Linked DNA regions of Mus musculus: regions 1, 3 and 4 are each linked to region 2. The links are chromatin loops, found by intact Hi-C in ENCODE. Cell type or tissue: gastrocnemius. All regions are shown on one strand. Region 1 overlaps Slc20a2 (solute carrier family 20, member 2). Region 2 overlaps Mrps31 (mitochondrial ribosomal protein S31). Region 3 holds the start of Gm30135 (a long non-coding RNA gene). Region 4 overlaps Slc20a2 (solute carrier family 20, member 2).

What was found. Hi-C counts contacts between places; a loop is a spot of excess contacts. Peaks named below come from ENCODE experiments on the same cell type or tissue, not always from the same donor. Only the 100,000 strongest peaks of a DNase experiment are listed, where the experiment ranks them.
Region 1: a loop joins it to region 2, with 5 times the contacts of the local background. A loop is called at or near these places in 37 of 42 quality-filtered maps.
Region 3: a loop joins it to region 2, with 15 times the contacts of the local background. A loop is called at or near these places in 16 of 42 quality-filtered maps.
Region 4: a loop joins it to region 2, with 2.8 times the contacts of the local background. A loop is called at or near these places in 6 of 42 quality-filtered maps.

What each region holds. Positions count from the first base shown.
Region 1 is chr8:22,565,548-22,573,547 of GRCm38, forward strand. Slc20a2 (solute carrier family 20, member 2) reads left to right here. Exons shown (of 11, transcript NM_011394.3): 10 at 67-151; 11 at 2,700-4,069. The coding sequence ends at 2,873. Among named protein-coding and RNA genes, the nearest start is that of Vdac3, 24 kb to the right of the region's middle. In gastrocnemius, a CTCF peak has its summit at 729; a DNase peak (open chromatin) is centred at 748; H3K4me3 peaks cover 490 bases; H3K27ac peaks cover 1,987 bases.
Region 2 is chr8:22,428,899-22,436,898 of GRCm38, forward strand. It overlaps Mrps31 (mitochondrial ribosomal protein S31), which reads left to right. Exons shown (of 7, transcript NM_020560.2): 7 at 283-767. The coding sequence ends at 512. Among named protein-coding and RNA genes, the nearest start is that of Mrps31, 22 kb to the left of the region's middle. In gastrocnemius, CTCF peaks have their summits at 4,279 (motif pointing right), 4,485 (motif pointing left) and 5,717; DNase peaks (open chromatin) are centred at 4,293 and 5,709; H3K4me3 peaks cover 208 bases; H3K27ac peaks cover 1,134 bases.
Region 3 is chr8:22,608,980-22,616,979 of GRCm38, forward strand. Gm30086 (a long non-coding RNA gene) reads left to right here. Exons shown (of 5, transcript XR_870239.2): 4 at 1-383; 5 at 1,597-2,145. It overlaps Gm30135 (a long non-coding RNA gene), which reads left to right and starts at 6,080. Exons shown (of 3, transcript XR_378800.2): 1 at 6,080-6,184; 2 at 7,458-7,545. In gastrocnemius, a CTCF peak has its summit at 3,319 (motif pointing left); no DNase peak of the experiment used is centred here.
Region 4 is chr8:22,541,676-22,549,675 of GRCm38, forward strand. Slc20a2 (solute carrier family 20, member 2) reads left to right here. Exons shown (of 11, transcript NM_011394.3): 5 at 3,829-3,925. Among named protein-coding and RNA genes, the nearest start is that of Vdac3, 48 kb to the right of the region's middle. In gastrocnemius, a CTCF peak has its summit at 3,487 (motif pointing left); DNase peaks (open chromatin) are centred at 2,441, 3,054, 3,483, 7,515 and 1 more place.

The DNA.
Region 1 (8,000 bases), 140 kb after region 2:
CACGGGGTGTCGGCAAGGCCACACAAAGAGCTCCTGTGACGTTGTCTTCCTGTCCCCCCCACACAGTGGCTTCACTATTGAGCTGGCCTCTGCCTTCACCGTGGTGATTGCCTCCAACATCGGGCTTCCTGTCAGCACCACGCACTGCAAGGTAGGCCCCTGCCAGCCAGAGACTGCCATTCTGAGGGGTGGCAGGTCGGTCTGAAAAGAAGCAGCTACACCGTGTGGTTGGTGTGGGACAGCCAGGCCTGTTTGTTTCCCTAGCACCCGCCTCTAATCCTTCCCGGTCCCCAGCAAGGCACCTGGTGCTGAGGCTGTGCCTCCTCAGCACCAGTGAGAGCTTCCACTCGCCTGTGCCCTCACTGTGCCCACCTGCAAGTTCCCCTTGAAGTCGTGTGTGCACTGAGCCTGACTGCAGGTTCCCATGGGATGTGCCCTCCGGTTCCTGCCACTGCGCAGAACTGACCTCAGAGCAGGACAGAAACAGAAGGAAACAAAAATTATTTCAGAGCAATTATAAGATGTGGCTGCTTCTGGTTCTCCCCTCACATGACGCTTAGGCTGACTCTTGTGCCTTAGAGTCTATTCCAAATGAGGGTCAGGAGGTAGCTCCTGATGCTGGTATGGTGTATTATGTCCAGTTGTTCACAGGGTCCTCCTAATTGTAATCAATCAGTAGACATCACCATACCAACCAACCTGACTCTGATGTATGAGGCGACCCCCACTGGGCACCGCTGGAAGTGCAACGGGACGTTGACCCACTCACAAACTGCAAGGACGGTTGAGATAGCACTTGCCCAGCCTCACAGATGAGGGAATGGAGGCAGAGAGAGGTTAAGAAGCATTCCCACCCAGGGCTGGCATGGTGCTCTGCTGTTCCCCTCCCTCGTACACAGGAGGAAGGCCAGCAGAGACTGGCACCCCCACTGCTCACCCACGGGGACTGCTCCAATGTCGGGAGGTTTTAAAATAATGAAAGGTTCTTGGGCGGCTCATAATGATAGCGTGTGTCCCTAGCACAACTGAGATCCTGAGTTCAGCCAATAGTGCCACAAAAAAATGAATACAAATTACCAAAGAAGCACGGGTTCACTGAAATACTTAACAAAAAACAGGGTGGCCTATGAGGATAGCCATCTCCCTGTTCTCCACGCTTACTCTGTGCCAAGGAAAAGGCAGCTAGCTTCTCAATTTCCCATTTACTCATTCACTGTGTGTGTGTGCGCACGACATTCATGCGGTGGTCACCATGTGGGTGGGTCCCAGGGTTGAACTCAGCTCATCAGCCTTAGGTGGCAGCTGTGTGGGTGAGCACCTTTACCCACCGGGCCATCTCAGCTGCCCACTTTCCGCCATTTTGTAGGCATAAACAGTCACACCTGCCCGGCTTCCCTAGCTGTTGTCACCTATTAGCCATCTTCTCCACAGTAATGGAATATAAGTCACATGGAGAGGAACTCCTGCCTAGCAATTCCAGCCTCTCTGGAAGGAGACTTGATTAGGAATATGGAGGCCAGTGAAAGGATAGCAGAGAACATGAAGACCCTGTGTTATGTGGAAATGTCACAGTAAAACCATTATGTGCACATAGGTGCATATACTAACTTTCAAACTTAACTCTCAAGTCGGGCATGGTGGTGCACTAGGGCTCAAGAACCAGAGGGAGGGCAGAATCTCTTGAGTGTGAGGCCAACCTGGGCTACACAGCAAGTTCCAGGCCAGCCTGAGCTACATAGTGAGACCCCTGTCTCAAAAAAATTAATTAGTTATTAAGTAAAGTAAAATAAAATCAAACTTTAATTTTTCACCTTGAATTATAACTTGCTCGATATTTATAGCATAATAGGGATATTTTATTAAGATATTTATATCTAATTTGTATAAGACCTTAATAAATATGTATGTTACTGTTACCAAGGTGCCTGCACTGAGCACATAGTCAATTCTGTTTCCGTGATACAATAAGTAGTACAAGGAAGAGCTGTTGGTATGAGCAGGTCCTGCGCGCAGGACCACAGTGGGACGGTGTGTGCAGCAAGGCCAGACAACTAACAGAGAGAAACTGCCCACATCCAAATGAAAGTACAGAAACCTCCAGCTTGATTAGAAAGTGTGTCAAATGGGGGCAGCACTCGCGGAACCTGCATAGCTGCAGGGGGGCACAGTGATTTTACAATAATTCTAGTAGGAAACAAGGCTCTCGAGGTGGCTTCGATGGGGGAAAGGTGTTTGCCACCAAGCCGGACATCCTGAGTGCTAGGACTGAAGTGGTCCTCTGGTCTCCACACATGTGCTGTGGCGTGCACACACCCGCGTGCAGTAAATAAATATGAACCCAGTTATTTAAAAACTGAAGGAGGATCGTATCTGGCAAAGACTCAAGCATCTGCTGACAGGTAGAAAGGAAGATGTGGTAGGGAGCGTGCTATGCTGCACGACTGGAGAAGAGTTTCAGTCCTCAAACGCAGCCCGGCAGAAATGTTCTCAGAACTTTACAGAGAGAAACCAGGGTGAGAGCATAAATTATGAAAACTATAAAATGATCTCCATAGAAAACAAATGTGGGGCTCGGGTCACATGATACAGGCTGATGATGTCTTAAACAACTAAAAGTCGGTGTTTGTGAAAGTCTCCTCTCCTCTGCGTCGTCCTTTAAAGTAGACCTTACTCCTACTGCCATGTCTCTGCTCCTCCAGGTGGGCTCCGTGGTAGCTGTGGGCTGGATCCGCTCGCGGAAGGCTGTGGACTGGCGCCTCTTCCGGAACATTTTTGTTGCCTGGTTCGTGACTGTGCCCGTGGCTGGACTCTTCAGTGCTGCTATCATGGCTCTCCTCATGTACATATGTGGTCTCTTTTCTTCCAGTCGGTAGACGGCTGGAGGGATGTTCTGACGTGGCTAAGATACTCACACCTCCCACCCTTGCTTTCCCTGACACATGCACACCCTTCCACACGCCTTCCAGATGGCTTCGTGCCGGCCCTGCTTACCCAGGCCACAGCTCATCTTCCAGAATTAACCTACCTACTGTACATAGTAGCATACATCGAGCTGATGCTGTGATGGCATGATGTGGTGCGGTTACTTACAGTAGATGTGTATTGTGTACCTAGAATAGGTAGCATTTATCTCCAGCAAACTAAGAACGAAAGCAGAGGCATTGCCTAGACCGCAAGACTCTGTTAATTGTATATAATGATTTCAGTGGTGGCAAGTGTAGAGTATAAAATCCTTTTTTAAATACACTGTAATATAAGTGAGATACAGTATACTTAATGCAAACCTGGGCGAGTGCCCAGGCCCTTGAGTGACTGCACAACCCTGGGACAGGTGTTCACAAGTGCTCTCTCTGAAGAATGCGCTCCTGAGCTGGGTCTGAGTTACTGTCATGTGTCACAATGGCTTCAACGGTAAACTCAAACTACTTTTAACCGTCTGCTTCCTGTACACCTTTTTGATTGGAGAAACTTGGAAAGTACCAAAGAAATAGGGGATAACGTGCCAGTGTTGCATCTTCCCATTGCTTGTCCCCTCCCCACGGGCCACGACAGTGAACCTGGTGACACCAGCAGCAGCCAGGTGGCTGCCACACCAGGTACTGGTAAGCTTGTTCAGCGGCCTTTCCCTGTCACCAGCGTGGATGGCGTACGGCAGTGGGGGTGTAGAGTTGTACACTACATACATATCAAGTCCCACTCGGTGTCCCTCCCCGCCGTGCCCTGCAACCTGAAAAGCAGAATCCTTGTTGCCAGCATCAGAGCCAGTGAGCGCTTGATGGGCTCGGATGCTGCAAGTTCACGGTTAGTGGGAGGCACTGGCGAGGACACTGGGCTTGGGGATCTTAGAGGCCTTTTCTCTGTAGGACATCCGAGGTTCTCCTGTGGAGCCGCTGTTCTCTTCTGACGGTGGGAGAGAGTCAGGATGACTAAAATGTTAAGGGCCCGAAACCATGGAAATGCTGCTAATATTTTTATATTGACATACATTTTCACGGTACTTCATTGTAATTTTTTTCATTAATCAAGCATATTAAATTTATAATAAAAAAAAGTGCCCCTCAAAAACTTACTTCTGACGTCTTTTTCTTTCAGAGTTCTCACAAAAATAAAAACTATACAATTCATCCGCTTGTAGTTTCCCCTACATCTTACTACAATTCCGTGTTTGTGCAGAACCAGTACACAAAACTAGAAAGGGAAAGAGTGAGCCACACCTCTGTCAGCAGGCAGGAACATAGTCATCCGTCCACCATGATGACCATGGTAAGGAGACTACACTCCTGTGTGGAGCTCACCTGCTTGGCTCTTCGTTTCTGCTGACTCCCACTGAGGACCTGGTCTGTTCTCAAGCTGGGACACTCAGTGAAACCTTTCAAATTCCTCACTGTGCCAGCAATGTCGCCTAACAGCTGGATGGGTAATGGATGAGAACCACCATCCAGGTGTGCGGGTTTCAGGGCCACTGCCAAGTCTGAAACCCTCTCCTTCTAAAATGGCACCTTGCTTTCGACACTCGGCATCCTCTCAGATTTATTGGTGAGAAAATGATAGCCCTTGTGTGAGCAAACACTCTGCAGGCCACACAGCCTGCCTCTCTCAGGCAGCGGTCAGACCCTGCCGTAGAAGGGCCACCTGAGCCCTAGCAGGCAACTGCACCAGCTAGGTCCCAGTCAGGGAAGGAGTCTGGTGAGGTCATGCTTTCGGGGGGTGGGGGGCAGTGTTATCTGACAGGAGATGGCTACTCTGTATGTCATCCCAGGAGAGGAGGGAAAAGCCCACTCCAAAAGACAACTTTCCTGTCAAATGTCCAGAAAATGGTTCCTGTGTGTGATGAGGGACCCAAACAACGGAACTCCTCAGTCCCTGGCATCTTTGTGTGTGGTCAGACATGCTTCCCATGTATAGGAAATCTGCCTGAGGGACGAGAAAGCCACGCTCAGAGGAGAACCTCATTTATTCTGTCTTCCCTCTCCTGAGTCTGAACTGGCAAATACCCCAGTGGATCTCAAAGGCAGGTTGCAACCCTTGGAGAGCAGACAGCCCTTTTTCACAGGGCTCACCTAAGACCATCAGAAAAACACGGGTATTATTTACATTATGTAACAGTAAAATTACAGTTATGAAGTAAAAGAAAAGTTATGGTTGGGGGTCAGCACAACATGAGGAAGAACTGTATTAGAGTCGTAGCATTAAGAAGGTTGAGAACCACTGCTCTAAACACATACTAATCTTCAATGGGTCATTTTTAAGTCCTCTCCTCTCCAGCAACAGAAGAGTCCATCCACCCCATAAGCTGGGTGTGGTGACATACAGTTCTGAATTTGGCTCTCAGGAGGCCAAGGTAGGTAGATCTCTAAGTTCCAGGCCAGCATAATCTACATAGCACGGAGCCAGATGAGGGACCTGTCACAACTGCACTTCCTTAGTGTTTAAAACTGAAATATGGATCCATTGGTGCTTTGGTGAGGCCTTTTAAGGGAAAACTACTTCCTCTAGGTCAAAAGACTAGAACTGAGTTCCACTTATGATCTGCCCCCAACTATTAGAATGTCACAGGCTATTGTCTCCTGTAAGAGTTAATCAGGCTGAGCCTGTCAATCACCTGACCAAGAGACCCCCTCAGGAAAGCTGACTTTCCTGAGGATGTCTGAAAACGGCCCCCAATAGGCTCTTAGCGAGTGACACTATTGGGAGATGTGACCTTGTTGGAGGAAGTACTTCACTGAGGGTGGCTTTGAGGTTTCAAAAGCCCATACCAGACCTGGTGTCACTCTGTCTTCCTGCTGACTGCCAAACCAGACATAGAACTCTCAGCTCCTTCTCCAGCACCATGTCTGCTGTGTGCGGCCATGCTTCCTGCCATGGTAGAACTATAAGCCAGCCCCAGTTAAATGTTTTCCTTCATAAGAGTTGCTGTAGTCATGGCGTCTCTTCACAGCAATAGAAACCCTACTAAGAAAACTTCCTAAGGAGATGGAAGGAGTAATTATCACCTTAATGAGATAATATACTTCTCAGAAGTCTTTCTCCTAGTGCCGTCACTTTCAGATCTTCACTAGTAAGGCCTGCCCACTTCTCTGAGTTCTAACTCAAAACATCTTTTTTCTCTTTTTCAGATGCCAGCTAGAGGCCTCATTAAAATGGTTCACAAGCTTCCTTCTGAGTCTATTTTACAATTAATTTATTGGGAGTCTAAGAAACCATAAAAGAGAAGCCCAATTTCCCTGGTAACATTACTCTACCAGGGCACTTGGTTATCATAGACTTGAGGCAGGGAACCAAGACAAGGATAAGGAGTTAGAGAGATGCTAATTATTGTTATTGCTCTATCAGAGGACGGAGTTTGATCCTAGTATCTGCGTTAGGCAGATCACAAATGCCTATAATTCCAGCTCTAAGGGAAGCCCTTCTGGCTTCCATAGAAGCTGTGTATACATCTTTTAAAAATCAAGTCTTTTGTTTTGGGGGGTTGTTTTTTAAATTATTTTATTTACATTCCAGTCGTTTTCTTCCCCTCAGTCCCCTCTCCCACGGTTCTTCATCCCATTCCTCCTCCCCCTTCTCAAGTCTCTCAAGCACATCACCTCCCATTGAGACCTGACCAGGCAGACCTCGGCTATATTTATTTGGGCCAGGGCCCTCAGACTGGTCTGTGTATGCTACTGGTTGGTGTGGTTGGTGGCTCAGTCTATAGGAGCTCCCTGGGGTCTGGGTAAGTTGACACTGCTGGTCTTCCTATGGGGTCACCCTCCCCTTCAGCTTCCTCAATCCTTCCCCTAATTCAACCACAGGGGTCTCTGACTTCAGTCCAATGGTTGGCTGTAAGTATCTGCTTCTATCTCATTCAGCTGCTGGTAGGGACTCTCAGAGGACAGACATGCCAGGTTCTGTCTGTAAGTACAACATAGCATCGGGAATAGTGTCAGGCCTTGGCACCTTCCCATAAGATGGATACCAAGTTGGGCCGGTAATTTGACTACCCTTCCTTCAGTCTCTTCCCTGCAGTTTTTAGACAGGAACACTCCAGGATCAGAAATGTTACCTGTAGTTAGTTGCCATGCCCCTCTGCTTAAGACCCTGTCTATCTCCTAGAGGTGGACTCTGAGTTCCCTCCCCACGATGTAGGGCATTTTGGCTAAGGTACCCCATTGAGTCCTTAGAGTCTCTCACCTCCTCTGGTAGTTTCTAGAGGGTCCCTCCCACCTCCCACTGTTTGTAAGATCTTTATAACAAAATGAAGACAAACATTTAGCTAGAGGCAGGCAAGGTAGCTGCTAGCCTAGTCTACAATAGAGAATTTCAGGACAGTCAGCACTGCAGAGGGGCCCTGTGTTTTGTTTTTAAAGGGGGAAAGAAAGAAAAAAAAGTAACTGGCTGGGATGGCAGCACACACCTTTAATTCCGGCTCTCGGGAGGCAGAGGCAAGCTACTCCGGTCTATTCAGAAGCTCCAGGCCAGCCAAGGGTACATAGTGAGACTCTTTGTTTCAAAAAAAAAAAAAAAAATTAAACTCAGAAAGGTAAAAGACTTACACAGGAGTCCTAGGAATACGGCTGCAGGTGTGTAAGAATGTGGAAGTCCAAGAAGAAAAGGGTGCTTGGTTCTGTAAGCCTCGACAAAGCCTCGACAAAGGAATCATGTGAGAGTAACTGTTCCAAGTCGGTGGTTCTCAACCTGTGCGTCATGACCCCTTTGTGGTTAAATGGCCTTTTCCTTCACAGGGGTTATCAGATATCTTACATATCTGATAGTTATACTACAATCATAGCAACAGCAAAATTATAGTATATAATTATAAGTAGCAATGAAAATAAATTTATGGTTAGGGGGTCATCACCACGTGGGGAACTCTATTAAAGAGCTGAAGCATTAAGAAGGGTGAGAACCACTAATGTTCTAAGTAATGTGTTTCAGACGCAATCAAGGACCAAGAGTTCTTGTTGAAGACTGAAACCTGCTTAAACAGCAAAGGGAATTTTGTTTAGAATGAAATGGAAAAT
Region 2 (8,000 bases):
TATGGGTGAATGACAGTAGCTTCTGTCTTGAGAGACCTGAGATGTCCAAGTCACGGTGCGCTTCCATGTACTGTCCACAGCACCCTGGGAGGCGTTCCCTCAGTCCTCACGTTGTGCCTGGAAACTGACGCTCACAGTCACATCTGTTTGTTAAACTGCTGGCCAAACCAGGTCTCATCACACAGTTTATGCTTCTGCCGTGCTGTAATGCATCATTAATGCTAACCTTACGACATAGGCTTTCCATTCACAATCGTGTTACTCTTTTATTTTATTTCCCAGGTTTAGATGACGATGGCTCCGAATTCCATGAGCATATATTTTTGGATAAGTACCTGGAGGATTTCCCCAAGCAAGGACCAATCCGTCTGTTCATGGAGCTGGTGACCTGTGGCCTTTCCAAAAACCCATATCTGAGTGTTAAACAGAAGGTCGAGCACATAGAGTGGTTTAGAAATTATTTTAATGAAAAAAGAGATATTCTCAAAGAAAATAATATAGCGTTCACTTAACATCACAAAGAAAAAAATTTTATTTAAACTTGAAGATGTATATTAAAGCTAAATAGAAATTTTATCAAAATTCTCCTGTGTTGATCATTGTACCTGATGTGACTAACATAACTGTGAAATTACTTTTAACCCGAAATACATTCTTATTATGTATCTGAGAATTAGGGATACATCTAAGACAATTCTAACTTTTTTCATTAGGTGGCTTTGCTTCTTTGTGGTATATAATTGTTAGTGGTAAAGCTGATTAACATCAAAATCCTTGTGTAATTTGCTTGTTTTAACTATAACAAAATACCAGACTAAGGCTAATGTTATAAAGAAAAAAAAGCTTATGTGGTAGAGCATAGTACAAACTTTGGTAAGGCCTCATCCCAGATGCAAACTCATGCGAGGGAGGAAGAGCTCACAGCTGGAAGCAAGCTGGAGATGAAGCCTCGCAGTCCCCTGGGGGCAGCACCCAGTGACTGCTGACCTCCTACAAGCCCCACTGTTCCACTGTACTGGGATTTTTTACTTATTATCTGGCAGCTTTATACATGTATGTAATGTATCTTGATCATATCCACACACACACCCTGCTCCTTCTCCCACTGCTATCGGACCTCTTCCCTTCACACCCTTCCCCTCAGAGTCCAAACAGTGCTGGCCGCAGGTGAATGCAAGACCCACTTGTTAAGGATCCATGCCTCCCACATCAAGGACCAAGCCTGCAGCACAGTAGAATGCAGGAAACAGACAGCTGATTCTTCAGTCCCAGCTGACCAGCATCCATCATCTCAGCAAAGACAAGGTATCGTTTTTTAGTGGTTCTCGTATCTTGTTAGTCATAATGGATTCTTCAGCCCCACTTAACCAGAACCACAGATTCTTAACTCAAATGGCCTGGTAGTATCTTTGCTTCCCTCTGAAACATCACAAGCCAGGTTTCCATCCTCTGCACTGCTCGCAACACTCGTATCTCCCAAGCTCCCACAGAACGGTTCACTGAGCTCTCAACACTCAATGACTTTTGTAACCCAAAGTTCCTCAAAACAGTGTGATCAGGTCTGTCACACCAGTAACCCACTCCTGACACCAACTTGTCTTAGGGTTTCTATTGCTATGATCAAACACCATGACCAAAGCAACTTTGGGAGGCAAGGGTTTATTTGGCTTTCCCTTCCATATCAGTGTTCGCTGAAGTCAGGACAGGAGGCCATGGAGGAGCGCTGCTGACTTGTGCTTTCCATGGCTTGCTCAGGCTGCTTTTTTATAGAATGAAGAACCACCAGCCCAAGGACGGCCCCACCCACGAAGGGCTGGACCCTTCCCCATCAATCACTGACTGAGAAAATGTCCTCAGGCTTGTGTGCAGCCAATCTTACGAAGACATTTTCCTAATTGAGGTTCCCTCCTCTTAGATGACTTCAGCTTGTGTCAAGCTGACATAAAACCAGCTGGCACAGACGGGATTTGTGCTTTCCACCTGGGACGATGCAGCTTCTGCCACAGCACATCCAAGATGGTTCAAGATACAGCCCAAAGACAATTCAAGACAAGCCTCCTTTCGGTTAGGCGTTTGGCTCCTCCCACCCTGGCTCCTCCCCATGATTACTCTTTATCATCTTCTTAAACTTTTGCCTTCTCTTAAATGTTTCCCAGAGTTCTTCCTGGATCAAGTCGTCTCCATCACTGGGTCCACATTAGAGCAATGGCTGTCCTAGCGAGGGCCCAGGTGGGCCCAATCTGCAGTCTCATCTAACTCAGTAAAAGCCCCGTGTCTAACTAATTGCCTTCAAAAAGCATCTCAGGAGCTCATGATCACAATCACACAATCCACTGCAGACCGTCCAGTTAAAACATTCCCTCTTACATAAGGCCAACCTGACCCGTGCGCCCTCAGAGCCTGGCACAGAGTCTAGCCCCATAGTCCTCTCCAGCAGGAAGCCCCCAATGAAAGAAAACGTCACCCCTTCTTCTTACCTGTCCTCGTTGTCTGGAATGAAGAGTTAGTTCTCGAAGGCCTCAAGCAGGCTGAGATACTCCAAACAGGAAAGTACTTGACCGAAAACACCTGTGGGCTGGCAGGAGGATCCCGGAAGTTTTTGATAAGGTGACGGGCGACTGACCTGCAGATGGAAAGTTCCCCCTTTCCACCTTATAAAGCCCCAAGCCTGCTGTGCCACATGTGCAGACTCCATATCCACGGGAGACAGATGTCCCTCAGTTGTTCTGACTAAAGGACAATTCTGTCTTTGGAGACGCTGGTTTCTGCTTTCCTTTCTTCCCCGTGGCTCCTCCATCAGTTTTGAGCTAACACTCACAGCCTCAGGTAAACACATCCAGGACCAGCCTTGACCATGTCTGAGCAGCGTGGGCTGATGGAGGACAGTAGGGTGAGGAAAAAGCTGAAAGTTTGGCATCTCCCTTGTCTTCTATATAGGGTTTCTCTCCCTGTTGGTCAGTTTACCTTTCTCAGAGATCTGTCATAATCATAGTCCTCTATTCTGTTAAACTACTGAAGATTCAGATGGAAAAACTGAAGGATAGAGTGGGTGTCCAAGGCTGTTGTACTCACTCCTCCTGGGGCGACCAAACATCTGTTCACCCTGATCAGTCACCAATACAAAGGAAAGGTCCTGTTTTTTTGCTTTATTTTATTTATATATATTTAGTTAGATAGATATTTGTTTTCCGCTGAAAGAAAGAAAGAAAGAAAGAAAGAAAGAAAGAAAGAAGGAAGGAAGGAAGGAAAGAGAGAGCGAAAGAAAGGCTGTGGATGTTGGTCAGTGAGGAAACGGAGAATCTGGGAGGAGTTTGGGTGTGGGAAACCATCAGAATATAGAGCATGAAAAACTATATTTCCAATTTAAAAAATAATAATAAGCTATTCTTTTTTTTTTTACCCCAGAAGGGGAGAACCAGGCAGGGCACAGTTGAATAAGAAAAGGAAAACAATAAGTTTTCATATTAATTGTGATTAGCAAGCTTACTAGAGAAATATTTGGTTACACGGGAATAAGAAAAGGCGAGAAGGGCTGGTGAGATGGTTCAGCAGTTAAGAGCACTAACTGCTCTTCTGGAGGTCATGAGTTCAAATCCCAGCAACCACATGATGGCTCACAACCATCCTTAATGAGAAACAAATAAAAGACCTATGGGCAAGCGGGGCAGAGCGAAAGGGGGGGGGGGAGAAAATAGAAAAGAAAAGAAAAGATAAGGAAGTGTCCCTGGCCTGGGACATCAGAGCCAACGCTGCTCTACTGACGGCTTCTCTCTGTGAACCTGCTCGCCCTGCCTCTTTTCTGCAGAGTGTAACACCTGCTCTTCTGCGAGCAGGGACTGCCACCAATATCTGTCTAGACAGCAAACCTGCTTGCTAAAGGCAAAACTAACTGTCTTAATTAGAAGCCTTTCCATTTCAGGCTCACACTACCTGCTGTGTCCCAGGATGGCCACTTGGCCACTGGGCTGCCACTTGATCACCTGGGCACACCTTTTCAACACACATACCTTGCCCTAGCTCTGGAACATGGTGGCCCCAGCATACCTGTTTGCACACTTGCCACATCCCAGAGCCACTAAATGGTGTCCTGGACACACTAGTCTGAAGGCCATTTTTGTCCCTGGGGTGCAATGTGGTAGGCTGGGCATGGCTGTCTGCACCCGTACCCTGCTAAGGCAGTGTAGCCTCGTGTTTACAGGAACTCTGTGTCCCAGCATTCTGACATGTCTATTCGCACACACGCTATTTCCCAGAGCTGCCACATGGTGGCGCTGTTCCACCACCTACACATGGCAGAGTAGGCTTGCTTGTTCACAAATCCACCGTGTCCCAGCACTACCTTTGGTGGCTAGGACATTTGGTGCCTGTTCTGAGCTTGGTTAACTGAGGGGCGTTGGTGGTGGGGTTATGATAACAGACGTGCCTTATCCAAGCACCACCTCATGGTGGCCTGGGCACATCTATTCATTTGCTTACCATGCCCTAGTGCCACCATGTGGTGGCTTCAGCAAGCCTGCTTACACACTTGCCAGGTCACACCACCATTATGTCATCTCCTGGGCATGACAGTTAAATGCCCAGGGGTATCAGATGCTTGCTGTGTCCCAGGGCCACTACATGGCAGCCTGGACATGCCTGTTCACATATGTACCATATCCCAACACCACCACAATGCAGGCTGGTTTCACCTGTGTGCATGCAACTGTGTTCAAGCACTGCCAAGCAGTGGCTTGGGTGTGCCTGCTTGTATGCATGCCGTGTCCCAGCCATGACACATAGCTGCCAGGGCACACCAGTTTGCATGATTTCTGTGTCCTAGTACCAGCATGTGACTGCCTGAGAATACCTACCGATTCACACACCTACTATGTCCCGGGGCTGCCAAGTTATGGTTTGTGCACACTTCTTTGCCTGCTTACCATGTTCCAGGACCTCCATGTGGCAGACTTGGCACACCTTTTCACATGGCTGCTTGGACATGGTAGTTCATATGTATATCATGTTCCAGCACTGCCTGGGCATGCCAGTTCATATGTATGTCATGTTTCAGCACTGCCTGGGCATGCCAGTTCATATGTATGTTATGTTCCAGCACTGCCTGGGCATGCCAGTTCATATGTATGTTATGTTCCAGCACTGCCTGAGCATGCCAGTTCATATGTATGTCATGTTCCAGCACTGCCTGGGCATGCCAGTTCATATGTATGTCATGTTCCAGCACTGCCTGGACATGCCCGTTCACATGCCTGCTATGTTCCAGTGCCAACACATGAGCCCATGCTCACCTGTCTGCACATATATTGTGTCCCAGAGCCTCAAATCACTAGCCAGATCATACCTGCTAGCACACCTACTATGTCTTAGCCTTGCCAGCCAGCAGCCAGGACACATCTGCACCATATCCCAGCACCATTGTGGAGTGGCTTGGACACATGCATTTGCACACCTACCATATGCCAGTGCTGCCAAGTGGTGGCCAGGCATGCCTATTCTCACCTGCCACATCTCTAGGCAGCTGTAGGGTATATACATTCTGTGTCTCTACGCCATTGCGTGACATCCTGAGCTCTCCTGTTCACACACATACCATGTCCCCCGCATTGCTACCTAGTGGTCTGGGCGGCTGCCACATGGTGGCCTATCACATCCCAGGGCTGCCATGTGGCAGACTTGTCAGAGACATTTACTAAATGCCTGCCATGTCCCAGATTTGCCACTTGGTGGAGTATTGCCTGTTTGCCTGCAAACCTGTCCCAGCACCAACACTTAGGAGCCTGGGCATGCCTTTATTTGTCTGGGAACATTGGTTCACACCTGCTGCCGTGCCTGCTATGTTCCAGTGCTACTGCCTCCTAGCCTGAGCACACCTGTTGGCACACTTGCCAAGTCCGACCACCACCACACGACAGCCTGGGCATGCCTGTTTGCATGCTCACCATGTCTGAGCAATGGTACATGTCTGAACATGTCCACATGCTTGCCGTGTCCCAGGACCTCCAAGTGGTGGCCCGGCCACATAGTTCACAGTTCTGCTGTGACCCAGAGCCACCATGTGGTAGCATGATCTCTCCTAGTCTCACATGTATGGTGTCCCAGCAGTGCCCATGGCAACCTGGTTCAACCTCTTTGGACTCAGTCCCTGTCCCACTGACACCAGGAGGCAAGCTTGGTCATGCCTGTTTGCATGCCTTCCATTTCCCAGAGCTGCTATGTGGTAACCTGGGCATGCCTATTCACATGTATTCTATGTCCCAACACCACCCCATGGAGTCCTAGGCCTAGGTATGGTGGAGTTTGTGAAAGAGAGGGAGACTGGACCTGGTGTGGGCTTTTTTTTTTTTTTTTTTGAACCTCAAAGCCCCCAGCCCCAAGGACACACCTCCTCCAACAAGGCCACACCTCCTAATGGTTCCCAAAGGTGTTCACTAATTGGGAACCAAATACTCAAATATATGAGCTTATGAAGGCCTTTTCATTTAAATCACCACATCTAACTATAACAGGGATATATATATATATATATATATATATACATATATATATATATATATAGTGTGTTTGTGTGTGTGTGTGTGTGTGTGTGTGTGTGTGTGTGTGTGTGTGTCTATACATATAACCCTAATTACAACAGATCTAGGGAAGATGTGTATGAGAAAAACTACTACACACAGCTTTCCAGTTATGACAGGGATAGGAAATGCATGTGTGTGCACCAGCATATACAGAACTACCTGATAGAAGAAATACAAGTTCGTGACTCTCCACAAAAACACCTGTCTGTAATAGATCATGGGAATACGTGTGTGTGACTCTGCTACTCCTGTTATGTGACAAGATTGTCCCCAGAGAGATACAACACACCCATCTACTCACCCACTGGGAGTAGATTGGGAGCCCATGACAGACCAACGTACAGATACTGTCAACGTCCAACTTGGTAAACTTATGAGTTGTGTTTGGGTTATTTCCAGGGATATAGGTGAGGGGTTACTTGCAGGAGCAGAAGTGACTCAAAGACAGGGACATCACCAAAGCCCACCCTGGCACGGATGGCATCTCACCAACGCTGAGCTGTCTGCATGATTTGGTCATACCTAGGTCTTTATTTATGCTTCATAATCCATTTATACCCCTAAATCAGAGGTATGGGTGTGTGCATAAGGTATGGACGGACACACACACACACACACACACATACACATGCACACACACAGGATGTTGAAACAAGTAGGCACAAAGAGCTAACATCTGACTGTGGCTTTATGTGGTAGTTCAAGTCAATAAGACCAGAAAAACGGCCGGGCAGTGGTGGCACACACCTTTAATCCCAACACTTGAGATGCAGAGGCAGGCAGATTTCTGAGTTCGAGGCCAACCTGATCTACAGAGTGAGTTCCAGGAAAGCCAGGGCTATACAGAGAAACCCTGTCTCGAAAAATGAAAAAAAAAAAAAAAAGACCCCAGAAAAACGAAATGCCCACCTTGCAAGACTCTTGTAAAAGATTAAGTCAAAAGTTCCTCATTCTTTCAATGCCACGGTTTTTTTGCCATGCTCTTCAAATGGGTAAATGACATCAAGAATCAGCCCTGTCTCTTTCATTTGGAGTTCCCTCAGAATCACCACCACAGTCCACAGCAGAGCTATCTTCATTGCCAGCGAAACATACTCTTAGGGATATCATAAGAAACACTGGTGCTCTGCTACACACTGATCAAAGTCTGTCACAAAAAATCGGTGTCACCTTTTCTCCACTTTCCCATAAGTGGATCTATGCAGTTCATAGTCTTGCATCTCTAGAGTATTTCACTTAGCACGATTATTTAAAGATCACCAATGGTCTGCATGTGTTAGTACTTTCTTCGTTCACTACTTTCCATTGCTGCATTGTATCCCATCCTACGGACACACCACAGTTACTTATTCTCTGGCTGATTGGCACTTGGAATATTCCCAGTTTTAAATTATTAAGAATAAAACAAAACAACTCTATACTTGCAGT
Region 3 (8,000 bases), 180 kb after region 2:
TGGTGTCAGAGTGCTTACTCCAGAACGATTCCCACAACACTTTCTCGCCAGCTAGTGACGAAAACCACAACGTAATTAGCAGCATCTGCTTACTGCTATCCTCCCTTGCCAGTCTCAAAGCTACATCGCCAAAACCTCCGCATGGAACTGCGTCCATCCTATTGGCTAGAGGTTCTGACTGATTGTCAAAGCTCCAGCCCACTGTGGTGGTCCTGGGAAATACAAGGAAGAGGGAGCCCTAAGCAACAAGCAATGTTCTTCCATGACCTCTGCTTCAGTTCCTGCTTCCAGATTCCTGCTTGAGAGTTCCTGCTGTGACTTTTCTCAGTGATGGACTGTGATGTAGACACATTAGCCAAATAAGCCTTTTTCATTGCCAGTTGGTGAGTGTTTTGTCACATCAACAGAAATCAAACTAGAACACCCATAAACAGAATTAACTTCACAACGTTGTCCTCTGGTGTCTATATCAGCGAGGTGGCATGTGTGTCCTACATAGATATCATGTGTGTGCACACAACAACAACAACAACATAATGAATATGAACAGATTTTTTTTTAAAGATTTATTTATTATATGTAAGTACACTGTAGCTGTCTTCAGACACTCCAGAAGAGGGAGTCAGATCTCATTACGGATGGTTGTGAGCCACCATGTGGTTGCTGGGATTTGAACTCTGGACCTTCGGAAGAGCAGTCGGGTGCTCTTACCCACTGAGCCATCTCACCAGCCCCATGAACAGATTTTTAAATGCTGGGACATCATCCACAAACCAGACAAGAAATTCAAGAAAGGATTCCAGGTACACGTAGCTTAAGGCTGCTACCTCTGTACCCCTCCGTTGCTTTAAATTGGCTATAAAGGGGTGTATTGCTATTAACCTCATGATATCTGTCACTTAACCCCCTCACCCTGTGTATGTAGGATCAGAACAGACTAACTAGTAGGAAGACAGGAGAAGTTATGGAACATGGGTAGGGGAAGGCTGCTGTGTTTTACAAAACATTGGTGGTGTGATGCAGGGAGGGGGTTGTGCCTTAGCAGGCCCTGCCAAGGTGTGCGCCCCGCCCAAAACAAACCCTGCAACAGACCAAGTATAAAGAAGGTTTATGGGAGCTGGAGAGATGGCTCAGTGGTTAAGTGCACTGGCTGCTCTTCCAGAGGTTCTGAGTTCAATTCCCAGCAACCACATGGTGGCTCACAACCATCTGTAATGGGATCCGATGCACTATTCTAGTGTGTGTCTGAAGATAGCTGCAGTGTACTCATATAAATAAAAATAAATAAATAAATCTCTTTAAAAAAAAAAAAAAAGAAGGTTTATGGGCGGGAAAGGAAGGAGACCTGGTGAAGGGCGGAGAGGACAGAAGGGGATGCAGAGGACAGAAAGAGGAGAGAGGAAGAGGAGACAAGACTGGACACGTGGAGAGAGAGAGAGTAAATGGAAAGAGAGGAGAGAGGAGAAACAGGGAGAGGGGAAAGGGAGAAAAAAGAGAAGAGAGGAAAGAGGAAAAGGGAAGGGAAGGGGGAGGGAAAGAGAAGGGAGAGAGGGAGAGAGCTTTCTTATATATGAGCTCATACCTGGCTGTTCCTAGGTAACTGTTGGGCGGAGCCTAGCAAAGGCACCCTTCACCCACCTGAAGCCTCTCTCCAGCTGAGAAAGTTCCACCACAGCCGCCACCATCCGTCATGAAGGTTAACAACAAAGAGACAATATTCCTTTTGCATAGAAATCTTTTATGTTAATCAGCAATGACCAGGTTCAAGGCCTGTCTGTTTATGACCATGTTGGGTAGGGCCCCACTTCTCTCAGATATTTTCCTGGTAACCTCACAAACAAGGCTATTATTTTTTTACAGTGGTGAACTGTCTTTTGTGCCAGTGATCCAGCATTTTCCATGTCACCCACAATCCTGTAGAGTATGGGACCTTTGCAGACCCTTCCATGATGATAGCACCACACACCTACTTACAGGCAGACACCCATACATATGAAAGAAAAATAAAAATTTTTAAGAGAGAGACGTGTGTCCCTCTCTTCGTCTATCAAACGATCGAGATCAGGGGTCCCAAGAATTTGGAACTTCCCCAGGAATATCACACTGGAGAGAAAGGTTGAAGCCTACACAGCAAGATCAAAGGCCTTCTGCTTTGCATTAAAAACCATGTCTGTAAAAATACAGATTTGTGAGTTAAGTGGTTCTAAAGCTATTAAATAAAATGTGATGTAACCAGTGGTACCCAATCTTTTTATTTTTTAAAATCTATCTTTGTATCTACTATGTGCATATACATTATTTACATGGGGTAGCTTTTTTATGGTTTACATGGGGGAAATTATAAGTAAATTATAAGTAAATGATCTCATTGATTATCCAAACATAACCAGATGCTGTTTAGTTCAGTGTATGTAAAGCTTATGAAAAAAGGCAAGCAGTCCTCCCTCTGCAAGCAAGCAGTCCTCCCTCTGCCTCCTACTTGCCCATCCACATGCGAGCTCTAGGCTATGCCTGTGACCATGCCTTCACTCTGTCATTATGAACTCTAACTCTCTGTAACCAAAAGTCCAAATATATGCTGCTTTGTTTTATAAGTGTCCTTGGTCCCAGTGTTGTCACAGCAACAGAAAAGTAACTCATGAGTACTGTCTTGGGGTTTTACTGCTGTGAACAGACACCATGATCACTGCAAGTCTTATAAAGGACAACATTTAATTGGGGCTGGCTTAGAGATTTTACGAGACATAAATTGGATAAGATTATTGTATAAGGTACAAGTCAGAGTGACAATTATATTATGCCAGTCGATAACCTCAGAAAGGACAGGGGCCAGAAAAGCTGTGCCCTGTTGGTTTCAGAACAGCCATTCTTCACAGCTTGCTTCAGAGGTTTAGTCTCTCATTATCAAGGTGGGAACATGGCAGCATCCAGGCAGGCATGGTGCAGGCAGGGCTGGGAGTTCTACATCTTCACTTGGAAACTGCTAGAAAACTGGCTTCTAGGCAGCTAGGATGAGGGTCTTAAGCCCATGCCCACAGTGACACAATTCCTCCAACAAAGCCACACCTCCAAATAGCCACACACTCCCTGGGCCAAGCATATGCAAACCATAACAAGTACACTACAAGATATCTCTCAAAAGGTCCTACAGAAAGTCACCTAGCCTCTTGAATAGGGGGAGTCATGGAGACCCACCAGGGACCTCTCACCAGTGTCTATCACAGAGAGAAAAATGCTCTCACTGCTTCTAAGGGAAGCCAGGGTCAGTGAGATCTTGACTAATGTCACATAGATGGAAAAAAGGCTAAGGGAGCCTTCTTCTGCTCCCAGGTGACATCTACTGGCCTTGACAGTAAAAACAAGTGGAAAAAAATAGATCACTTTGGTCCCCTATTTGAAACACTAATTTATTCTACAATCAGGTTCCTTTAAAGAGTTCTTTGTATCTCCTGACAGTCTTCATACAGTCACCGGCATTTTTTTAAACAATCTAAGAGATCATACCCCAAAAGCAAGCTGTGAAGAATGGCTGTTCTGAAACCAACAGGGCACAGCTTTTCTGGCTCCTGTCCTTTCTGAGGTTATCGACTGGCATAATATAATTGTCACTCTGACTTGTACCTTATACAATTATCCAATTTATGTCTCGTAAAATCTCTAACGAGTTCAAAGTAAACTCCCTCTGACACAGGGTTTCAAGTGAGCCCCTGTGACTGGAAATGCAAAGCCTCCAATAAATAAAATGAGGAGAGTCCTCCTTATGCAAATGAGGCATCCCCAGCACCTGGCACTAGCCAATGACGTACACTCACCCCACCACCACATCCCCTACTCACACCCCCAATAAAGAAACCAATTCTCTCAATCTATTTCTAGGTGTGTGTGTTATTTGCCCGTGCACTCACCACAGACCCACACCCACTAAGTTTCTCTCCCTCCTGTCCAACTTGGAGCGCAATAGGCCTGGATACCCCTAGGGGGAGAGCTGGCCATAAACCAGCAAACCTCACATCTTAGGGTTTTACTGCTGTGAGCAGACACCATGACCAAGGCAAGTCTTGCCAGGACAACATTAACTGGGGCTGGTTCAGAGGTTCCATCCTGTGTCATCAAGGCAGGAGCATGGCAGCATCCAGGCAGGCATGGTGCAGGAGGAGCTGAGAGTTCTACATCTTCATCTGAAGGCTGCTAGTGGAAGACTGACTTCCAGGCAGCTAGGTTAAAGGTCTTAAAGCCCAGGCCCACAGTGACACACCCACTCCAACAGGGCCACACCCTCTAATAGTGCCACTCCCTGGGCTGAGCATATACAAACCATCACACTCCAATAGATTTATATGGTGGCTCCCTCCCTCTCTGCTCCCAGGAATAAGTCATTTACCAACCTACGGTGAACAGACTTTGTGGGTGTTTGATAGGTAGTGTCGTTTATGAGTCTACTCAAGAGCTGTCGTCATCCTGTTCCTTCAAAACAGAGTCAGAAGCTGCTTGTAAAACAAAGTAGCCTAGGGTCAGGCTCAGTTTGAAAAAACTATTATCTGATACAGTATGGGTAACAGCCTGATGGTTACGCCAATCACAGCTCTCATGCATGTGAATCCATCTTCTGGGAAAGCTTGTGTTAGAACCGGTAATTTCATCTTAACTCTTTCCCCAAACTACTGCCTTCTTCTTAACAGGAGCACCATCAAGTTCTAGGGAGCAGGCTGGGTGTGGTGGAGCACACCTTAAATTCCAAGAGGCAGATGCAAGCATACCTGTTGTAAGGGTCCATGACTTGCTGAGGAATGATACCCAGGACTCAAAGAGTATGTAAACACAAAGAGTGTTTTATTCTGTGGAAGTCCAGCATACAGGTGTGTCCCATTACCAGAACAGAGAGACCACCAAGTGAGCTTGCAGGCCTGATTTAAAGCACACTGGGGAATTCTAGGGTAGGTGACCTCTGTGTTAATCTATTTGGTCCATCTCTACAGACATTCCATTACTGGAGAGTGAGGGCTGTAAACTTGCTGGGGAGGTAGCAGAGGAAGTCTGGAAACTGTTGCTGGGGAAGTCTGGAAACTGCTGCATTGTCCTTGCCTCAGGCCAGGTGGCAGGGCAGCTTCAGAGGCCTGGACTTGCCCAATTCTTGGAAACAGAGATTTAGGGGTAATCTCCTTAAATATCAATTTGAAGGCTGTCAGGGAATCAACCTAGCCTTCTCACTGTGAGTCTGGGCCAGCCTGCTCTACATAGTGAATTATAGGCTAGCCAGGGCTACATAGTAAAAGTAAGTAAGTAAGTAAGTAAGTGTCTTAGTTAGGGTTTGGTTTCTATTGCTGAAAAGAGACACCATGGACAGGCAACTCTTATAAATGAAAACATTAAGCTGGGGCTGGCTTACAGTGCCCGAGGTTCAGTCCATTGTCATCATGGCAGGAAACAGCAGCTGTGCAGGCAGACGTGGTGCTGAAGGAGCTGATTTTTCTACATCTTGATCCAAAGGCAGCCAGGAGACTTTCTTCCTCTGGATGGAACTTGAGAACTAGGAGCTCTCAGAGCCCACCCCCACTGTGACACACTTCCTCCATCAAGGCCACATCTCCTAATAGTGCCACTCCCTGGGCCAAGCATATTCAACCCACCACACTAAGTAAATATTTCCAAGAAGATATAAGAAGAAAAAAAGAGAGAGAGAATAAAGAGAAACGAGAAAGGAAGTCTCAGAAGATGGAAAAGAATATGGGAGATAAAGTTATGAAGACAGAGCAAAGGATTGAGAAGGGACAGGGACCCCTAGTTGTGTGTGCTTCTGCTCTTCCTGTCCCCTCCCCTTTCTGCGTAAGGGATCCGAAGTCTTTAATTCTATAGAAATCACGGGGGCACGTTGAGACCACAGCTTCACTTAATACAAGAAAGGGACTGAAAAGAGAGCCTTTCAGATCATCCAAATGAGCAAAGATGTCTGCTGTAAGGCTTATGTGGGAGGGGAGGAGGCCCCTCACGGGGTGAGAAAGAGGAAGGACTCTCGTTCATGCGTGACTTAGAGGAGGCGAGTGGAGCTGTGGAGGCAGGGTGCGTGTCGTTAAAGCGAATCCACACGTGGGTGGGAGATGTACGTTAGCTCAATGTCTATGGGGCTGGTGATCTAAGGTCTGCCGACTTCCTCTGCAGAGAAATCAGCTCATCCTCCGGGGTCCAGGTACCTGTGGGGTCTGTCAGAGAGGTACAGGCAGGCTCTTGGCAGTGTATGTCTGTCTCTGTTTATAGTCACCAGGGGTCTCAGAATCGGCTCTGAGGATGGAGACAGAGAGGGACTGCATGCAGATGGTTTGATCTGAGCAGCCTTCTGTGCTGGCATTTAGCATCGCTCTACTGAAATCCCAGTTCTTGGGAAGTCTGTTAGAGAGGGTACAGGTACACAGTCAGGGTCTCAGGGTCTTGTCTGGCCAGTGAGGCTGGAGGTGTAGGGGGCGCTGCAGGCAAGTGTGGCCTGGTTGGCCCTTAGCCTAAACCTAACAAGTCAAAGGGAATACCATGAAAATGTCTCATATACAAGGATCTCGAAAGACCGAGAGGTTCTCAAGAAATCAGGCATGAGGCAGGGAACAGGGGCACAGGCCTATACTTGGAGCGCAGAGACGGAAGAAATGCAAACTCAGACACAGCCTGGACTTCAAGGCCAGACAGTGAGGTCCAGCCTCACAATGATGATGACGATGATGATGATGATGATGATGATGATGGAGATGGTGATGATGATGACACAGAGACTTTTAATATAGCTTAAACTTACACCTTTTGCTGGGGCAGTCTCCTGGCTACCAAAACTTAACTAGACTATTCTAGCTTGTGACCTGCCATGTGGCTAGTTCTATGCTTACCTGCTCTGCTCCAGTCAGTGCCTGCTCCCTTCACCGTCCAATTTCGAATCTCTGAGTCTGTTTTCTACCCCCCCCCCCCCCCGCTGTCCCTTTCTCTCGGCCCAGAAGTTCCACCATTGTACTTCCTGTCGTAGCTCTTGGCTGTCAGCTCTTTATGACAACCAGTCAGCATCGAGACAACCCCTGCTACGTCTCTTAGGTGAGGAAGGACAAACACACAACAGAAAACCTGGTATTAGGCCATAGACATGTCAGTCCCGGAATCCTGCCAGCACTGAGGTCTCTGCCAGTACAGAATTAACAATTGAAAATACAGAGACACAGCTTAACACAATGTGAGGTAGCTCACCCCCAACAGAAGATGAAAGATGACCAGGAGGAGGAGGAGGAGGAAGAAGAAGGGGAGGAGAAAGAAAAAAAAGTCTTGAAACCTAACTGTAACTTTTTTTTTTCTCCCTGGGATACACGGTGGCGTTGGTAACAGGACAGGAAAGTCAGAGTCAGGGACCAATCCATTCAAAGGAACAATAATAGCCCTATCTCAAGTCTGAATTGTTGAGACAGTGTCAGTTTCTGTTGTCATTGTTGTAGGTATTGTGTGTCACCTGTGGCATAGCATGGTCCAGAAGAGCAAGAAAGGAAGATTATCCATGAGGTGTGGAAAAAACATCTAGAGATGGTAAGAAATAGCGTCAGACTTTTTTTTTTTTTTTTTTTTTTTTTTTATCTTTTCAGAGCTGAGGACTGAGCCCTGGGCCTTGCGCTTCGCTCTACCATTGAGCTAAATCCCCAACCCCAACGTCAGACTGTTTATTTCAGAACACAAGAGAGTAGGAAGGAAGGTCCAGAAAACCTGGCGCTACTGGGAACCTCTGTGTGGAGGGCCGAGAGCTTAGCACCGTCTTCTGGAGGAAGAGGGTCCTTAGCAGCAGCCTGTTCCTTCGTAAACCCAGAATCATTGTTTCCCAAGAACATGGGCTCTACAGTAACAGCTGACCATGTAGAGCCAGGGCAACCACAGCATAAGGCACAGAAGACGGGCGGGCGCGAGAAGCCTTGAGCCCAGGGAGAACTGAGCTGGAGAGGTAGGGAGCATGACTTCCTTGTGATCATGAAGAAAGTGTTTTCTGCACT
Region 4 (8,000 bases), 110 kb after region 2:
ATGTCTACCCTGTCTAGTTCCAGGGCCCTCCCCTCACAGCCTGATGTCCTCCCACTGTGCCGCCTCTGAGAAGCTCTCTCACCTCCTGTTAGTGCCTTCAGGGGACACAGGATCCACATTGGAGCCGATCACTTCCCTGCTAACTCTATATTTGTGGCCGATACCCCTGCTCTCTTCACTCTTCCCTCCTTCATCCCTTCCTGTCTGTAGGGACCTTCACTCTATACTTGTATGTGATCAGCTTTTGGTCTGCAGATAAATCCACTGCATTGCTCTCCTTTCTGTGCTCAGCCTACTGCTACATAGCGAGTGTCCTCTAGTTCTACCCGGGTTACTGGGATCCTTTCATGGATGAATGATAGAGCTGTAATATTGGTACATCATAATGATATATTTATATATCTATAATATTCTATGTTATATGTGTTTATCATATTATATTTTTAGCTCTTTAATTCATCTTTGAACACTTGGTTGACCTATTGAAATATTTGACAAGCTATAAGGCCTACCATTTTTAACTTTATTTCAGTGTGTGTGTGTGTGTGTGTGTGTGTGTGTGTGTGAGTGAGTGTGTGTGTGTGTGTGTGTGTGTAGGGCATGTGTGCACGTGTGTGTGGAAGTCAGAGAACAACTGTGTGAAGCTGGTTCTCTCTACTGCTATGTGGTTCCCAGGAATCGAACTTGGGTTGTCAGAGCGCATACAAAGCACCTCCACCCACTGAGCCATCCCACCAGCTCTTAGGCCTGCATTCAGTGGTTGTGTTGCACACTTGTCTTCCTGGTCACAGTTCCACATTTTGCTGTTTTCTGTGAGAGACATGTCCAGATGTGGTCTGAAAATGCTCAATGGAAAGTTCCACAGATGAGAGCTGTGCACGCTTTGCACTGCCTCTACACGAGTAATGTGATAAACTCACACACTTCCAACAGCAGCCAGCACGGTGTGACCTCCCCTGCCCAGCACATCCGTGTTGCTGATCTCTTAGCCATCTCTGATACTGCAATATCTGTGCTGAAGAAACACTTCTGTGGAAGCCCAGTGCTTCATTCGCCTTTCTTCATGCCCTCACATGGGGACTGTGGCATCTCTCATCATTAGAGGAAGAAGGGCAAGTGTGATAAATAAGACATTGACAAAGCTATGCATGTATATTGTCATATAGCGCTGTTATTGTGTTATCATTAATCTCTTCCTGTGCTGAATTGTAAATCTGCCATAGGAGTGTGTGTGCGTGTGTGTGCACATGAGTATGTGTGAGAGTGTGTGCATGTGAGAGAGTGTGTGCATGTGTGAGTGTGAGTGTGTGTGTGTGGACAGAAGAGCTGCTCGTGCACACTCAATACATTAAGGACATGACTTCCTTCCTCCGTGTGTTCCTGTCGACCATTAAAGGTTCATTCTCCTGAGTAAGCATAAACTCGGTCTTCAGTGTCTCAGCATCCTTCGTCTGGGCTAGGATTGGCCACATTAAGTTAGCTTACAGTTTGGCTACCAGCCTTCACCGGCCAGTACTGCTGCTTCTTCCACCTGGACTTTATCCTCAGTCAGAACCCTCCTATCCAGCTTCCTGGTGTCATTTTCCAGGACATCTCTCCTATCCCAGAGTTGGCATTTTCCTCCTTTCTGCTCTGGAGTGTGCTGCCCTCTCTTAGTGCTCGGTAGTGTGTGGTGTGTTATCTCTTCCTGTCTGCCTGCTTGCCTTCTATGAGGGTGGAGACCATGGGTGTCTTAGTCACTCTTAATTCCAGAGCCTTCTCTTGTGCTTACTACCTTTAAAGATGCTTGCCAGCAGTTTGTTAAGAGAATGTAGTGCCGCTGAGCATCTCCAGCCGAACCAGACTCTAATCCTACTGAAGACCACTGTGGTCTGCCAGTGAGAGGAGGCAAGTTCTGAATCTAGAATCTCTGGTATCTTGTGGTTCCTTCTCCCTCCCTTATTCTCTCCCTCCATACCACCTTGCCTTTCTTTCTTTTCCCTCCCCAATTCTCTCTATAATTCATACTACCATGAAGGTGTATTCTAAGACTCCAGATACAAATCTATTGGACCTGAAAAGTGTGTTTGTAAAGAATGGAAAAAGAAAAGAACAGGAAAATGCTCATTTTCTGAAGAGAGATAAGATTCAAATCAATTCCTTCTAAAAGACGGTTTTTTAAACGTAATTATCTTTTCATGGGCCTTTCAGAATCTCCACAGATAATGCTTCAACAGAACTGTGGTATTAATACCTTGCTGGCACACAAGACACAACACACACCACCCCAGGCTATTACCCCAACCACCACCCAAGTGCACCCTACCCTATCCAACCATAGCCCACCACCCTAGCCCTTTCCACCCCAGCCCAAACAGCCTCAGCTCAGCCCAGCCCAGCCCACTGCACCCTATCCAAGCCAACTTCACCTCCCCTCACCCAATCCCCACTCCTCCCAAAATGGACCCAAGCCCAGTTTCAATGCAGAGAGCTCAGTTTTTCTGCAAACACCATCCACAGGCTGAGCCAGCTTCCGCCACTACCGCCCCGCCTTGCCGACTGCACGTTTAAAACATCCCACTCCTCCTCAGCCTTCCTATTTGCTCACCCAGATGCTCTGTGCTGTTCTCAACACAAACAAAATATCAGTGAGAGGGAGGAGAGGGAGAGGATATGTTGGATGTTTGGATGAGTGACATGCCAACTGGATAGATTGGAAGGAAGAAGAAAAAAAGAACAGGAGGAGGAAAGGGAGGGTGGTCTCAAGGAGTCATTTGTCTCCTGGCTGTCTACCTCCTTAGACAGCCTTAGTTCCCAAGAAAATAGTGCTTTTATCTAAAGACAGTGACAGGCGGCACCTGCGTGGCCTCTGGTTTCATTCCAGCAGGGACTCTTTGTGTGGTGCATCTCAGGTGGCATGCTAGCTTGTCACCCCCTTCTCCAGCTCAGTCTTTTATTTGCTTTCCTGTGTGCCCCCCCCACCACCACCACCTCCCTGCCTGGTCTGGGCAGAGCTCACACACAGCAGGAACCTTTTCAGTCCCTCTTTTACATTCTTTGCGCTTCACTACCTTCAACACAAGTCTTTGGACCAGTGCCTGTGGGGACTTGAGGCATTCCAGAAGATCTTGCTGAGCTGTGCCTACTCCGCCAGCATCCTTCCTGTGGTTACAACTCTGAAGTAGCCTTCACCTTCTCTTACCACACAGTTCATCTGGGGGGGAGGGGTTACATCTTCTTTTCCTTTGATCTTGACAGGTGGCCTATTCACCCACATGCATCAGGGTATATTTTAGAGATCAGTCACTTAAGTAGCAACTATGCAGTAGTACAGCTTTGATGTGTTTCTAGCCTACATTATTCCTTTAAAAATGTTCTATAGATCTGCATTTCTAGAGGCTAGACAGATGGCTCAGCGGGTAGGAGCTCTTGCTGTTCTTGCAGATGATGCAAGTTCAGTTCCCAGCATCCACATGGAACTCCAGTCTCAGGGTTCTAACGCCCTCTTCTGGCCTACGTGGGCACTGCATCCCTGTGAAGAAGGCACTATATCGGTTTGGAAGAAGTCATGGCCAAACACTGTGCTTGGGGCCTCAGACATGGGCCTCCCAAACAGCTTTCTGTCTCTGTGTGTGATGTCAGCTCAGGTGACCCTAGCACTCTCATGCTGGCCGCACACGTGGGCTTGCTGAACCTGCACCTGTGTAGAAGGTGCCTGGGCCGGAGCAGCGGCTCACTGCAGCAGAACGAACGCCACACTGCTTCCCCATAACTGGGACTCGCATCATGAGGGTTGTGTTGCTACCAGATGCTCACCTGCTGACCTCCACTTTACTCATTGTTACACAGGAGGACCCTGTTCCAAACGGTCTCCAGGCACTGCCTCTGTTTTATGCTGCTACCATAGCAATAAATGTCTTTTCCATCATGTACACAGGAGCGCCAGGTAAGAACCCGCCATGGAATCCTAAGTGCACAGGAAGGTATTGTAACTGAACAGCATTGACTAGCTGTGGAGCAAGTCCTGGTATTGGCTAATAGTAAAAGGCATTGTTCACAGTCATTATGGTATAGTAGAATAATTATAATAATAATAATAAATGTTTTTCCTTGTTTTAAATACCAAGAAGATACATAAATTGCAAAAAACAACAGGCTTTCGAGTTAAATTCCACTCAGCCATTACCCACTATGTTGTCCCAGCAGCCAGCTGACAGCCTTGGAGTCTTAGAGCTTGTTCTCGAGCCATGGGGGTGGTCAGGAGGAATGTCCGGTTGTCCAGGATGGGAGAGGCGGGTCAGAAGTGGTCTACCGCTGCAAGCCGCAGACTCCCAGGGTCTGGTGATGATTGCTCCTGCTTTCCCATCCTGGCTTAGGTGTGGGATGGGGAGAAAGAGATGTGTGTACCTGTAGTCCCTGCACTTGGGCGACTGAGGCCAAAATGTTGCTTGAGTCACCAGGTCCAGGAAAGCCTGGCAATACAATAATTAATGTCAAAAAATGTCTCTGCGTGTGTCTGGTCCTTTGGAGTCACGAGCACCCACTTCTCTTGCGTGTAAGTGAGTCCTATAAAAACCTGAAGTGAGAGTATTTTCCTACAAATGTAGGGAAACTTAGAAGACAGGATATCACACGATTTGCTGTCTATCACATTGTAGGTACTGGGGGCCATGCCCTGCTCCATATGTGTCCCCTCACGAAGCGGACTGCAGTGTCCTTACCTAGTCATGGGTACTTTTCCTGTTAGTTTGTTTGGGGTTTTGGTTTTTGGAGACAGGTTATCTCTACATATCCCTGGTTGTCCTGAAACTCACTATATATACTGGGCTGGCCTCCCAAGTGCTGGGATCAAAGGTGTGTGCCACTACACCAGGCCTCCGGGTATATTCTTGCCAGAACAGTTGCCCACCCCAGGTACCAGCTCTGGTTGGTACTGGGACTACAGAATAATAATCTGCAGACCTGTATAGACTCTTAATATTTCCAATGATGTAGTAACACTCAGCATGTAGTAAATATAGAGATAGGCCATCAAAATTATTAGAAGACATATTTAAGAGAATTTAGAGAAAGAGTTTGTTATATTCCACACGTGCCAGGTTGCTTAAGCTGTCATACATATCAATCAGCAAATGTCATAACTGAGACATTAGGTCCTAGACTAGGAGCCTAGTGGGAGTTCTGGTCCTTCGCTTTGCTGGTCAAATTAACTAATACTGAGGGATGGCTCTGATAGATCCATCTAAAGATCCGCTCCATGGATTCCTGTGATCTATTACTCACAATTGTGAAGCATCCACAGTATCTGTAATGCGTCACCACCATATAGTTTCGTTCCCCCAGAATGATTCGCTGTACCAGCAAGATGGTCCTCTTGGGCAACATTCAGAACATGTGTAGTAAAATGATAGGTAAGAGAGCAGGAAGACAGGTGGATGTAAACACTGGAAGGTTTATGATAAAATCACGGCTGTCTCCTGACATTTGGAAAAACTAGGAAGCAATAGTATTGAGCAGAAAAAGAATACCGCACAGGGACATACCACTTCCAAGTCAGAGTGAGGGCCACAGGCTGGCTGCATCCGCATCGCATGTGGTGACATCAGAAGCAGATTGTCTGGTGTAGCGCTGAGCCCGGTCCTCTGCAGTCTGTGTTTCCACAGGGCCTCATGTGACAGTTCAGGGTCCGTAACTCTGGGCGCTTTCTCGTCTTCCTCTTTTGAGGCAGGATCTTGCTATGTTGCCCAGAATTTCTGTGATTAAATGATCCTCCTGAGGAACTGGTTCCACAGGCGTGAAGCACCCCGGCCGATCACCGCTTCTGCCGCCAGCATCACTTCACTATAGTGTTTATGTGATGGTGCCCCTAAAAAGTTCTGACCAGGGGGTTTCACTCCATTTATGAAAGTGTGTGCACAAGTGCGTGCGTGTGTGTGTGTGTGTGTGTGTGTGTGTGTGTGTGTGTGCGCGTGTGCGCGCGCGTATGCAGGCGCACATGTGCAGGCACACACATCCTGGCCTGGGAGCTTCTGTAATTGTCCTGTCCCTCTCTCAGCTTTCTGCTATAGGACTGCCGGGTTACAGATGCTTGTCACTACAGCCCGGATTTTGTTTTGCTTTGTTTTGTTTTGTTTTGTTTTGTTTTGAATGTGGGATCCAGCATGGGATGCAGGTTGCACAGTGAGTACTTTTACACCCACCCCTCCCTGAGCCCTAACTCTGGCCCTGCTCGCTCCTTTCTATCAGCAAAGGAGTCCTTAAATACAACCCAGCCTGATGTCTAGCTTTGCTAGAAAAAACTCGTTCTTGAGGTATAGCTGCCACAGCAGCACTGCTCCTCCTTCCTCCCTCCTCTTCCTCCTCCGCAGCATACTCTCTCCTCCCCTACTTCCTCCTCCATCTCCTCCTCCACCTTCATCATCTTCCCGTCCATCTTCTCCTTCATCTTCTGCTCCACCCCTCCTCCATCCCCTCCTCCATTTCTTCCTCCTCCATCCCCTCCTCTTCCTCCATCCCTTCCTCCTCCATCCTCGCTTCCTCCTCCATCCCAGCACCGTGAACACTAGTAGGGGGTGAAGGCTCTAGGTAGACCCCGGCTTGACTTTACCACGTTCAGTGAGATGTGTAGGAATTGTCTTTAGCAAAAGCCTTGACAGTAGCCTGAATTTACCAAGGGGGCAAAAGTTCTGTCATCTCTCCCCTAAATGATCTGTTTCCAGGGGGCCCCTTTGGCCAACAGCACAATGAGATATAACCCATTCTTGGCACTGATGAATGGTGTCCGTTGGGGCTGTCTCTCCCTCATTATTTGGTGACTCCATTTGGACTTCTTTCACATAGATAAATGTTTTAAGATGCTTTGACTGTAGTAGGTTTTCATATGACCTCAGATGGCCCTCGGTGTTACTTTTCCTTCTTTGTATGTCACCCCACACACACCCACCCTGCCTTCCAACTCTTAGTCATGCTCTCCCAGTGCCTAGAAAGATACATGCTCAATAATCTACCCCTTCCCTGGAAAGTGTACTCAGTGGAAGTGGTGCTGAGGACATTGCAGATTTGTACGTCATACAGCTCGCTGTGGTCTTGATAATATTGTTTTTGAAAGCATGCATCACGTGCAACCCTGTGGGACCTGCGTTGTGTCAGTGAGAAGGACGGGTGTAGGGAGGGGTAGGTAAGCAGTGGGAAGAAGACTGGCCTGGACCAAAGCCCCGCTAGTTTTAATAAGTTTATTCTGTACATTCTGTTGATGATTATCAGATGCAAAACAACGAGATGCAAAACAAAATAGTGTCAGTGAAATAATGAAAAGTTCTGTCATCTCTCCCCTAAAGGACTGAATACGCTTCTGTTCCTTGGGGGGTTCGGAAAAGAGCTAAGATGTCTGAGCTTAGCACAGAATCGCTACTTATCATGTCTTTGTTGTTTTGAAACCGCGAGAGAGGAGCATGAGATGAGAAAGCATCTAGTGGTGTGAGCTGAAAACAAGTCCCAGGCTTGCATTGCCGGCCCTGGCAGCCACTTCTGGCTGAGTGAACACAAGCCATTCAAGCTGTGCCCTACTTTGTCCATCCACAGTGGGAAACAGCTACAGTGCCTCAGTGCCCCCCTGAACTTGTGATTATTTGAAACAGTTCAAGAGCCTTGCCAGGAGGACAACCCAATGTGAAGTATTTTACCACACATTTGATGTCTGTGAAGCAGCCCGAAGTATTGTATTTAGAAGAAATTTTTGCTCAGTGTGTACATTGGTTCAAGTGTCTGCCTTGTTTTTGTTTTTTGTTTTTTGTTTTGTTTTGCTTTCTTGAGATGGCGTCTGGTGGGTACACAGAGCCCCATGATAGAGTTACCTTGTATGGTGATTGAGCTGCTCTAGGATTGGGGTCAGGGTCAGAGCTGGAGAGGAGCTAGGCTGAGCTAAGGAGTTAGCACAGCACAGCCTGAGGAGGCTCTAAACCCATGGCTCCCCGCTGTTCCTGGAGTTTGGGAGTCAGTCCATCTAAATATCTAAACCCTAG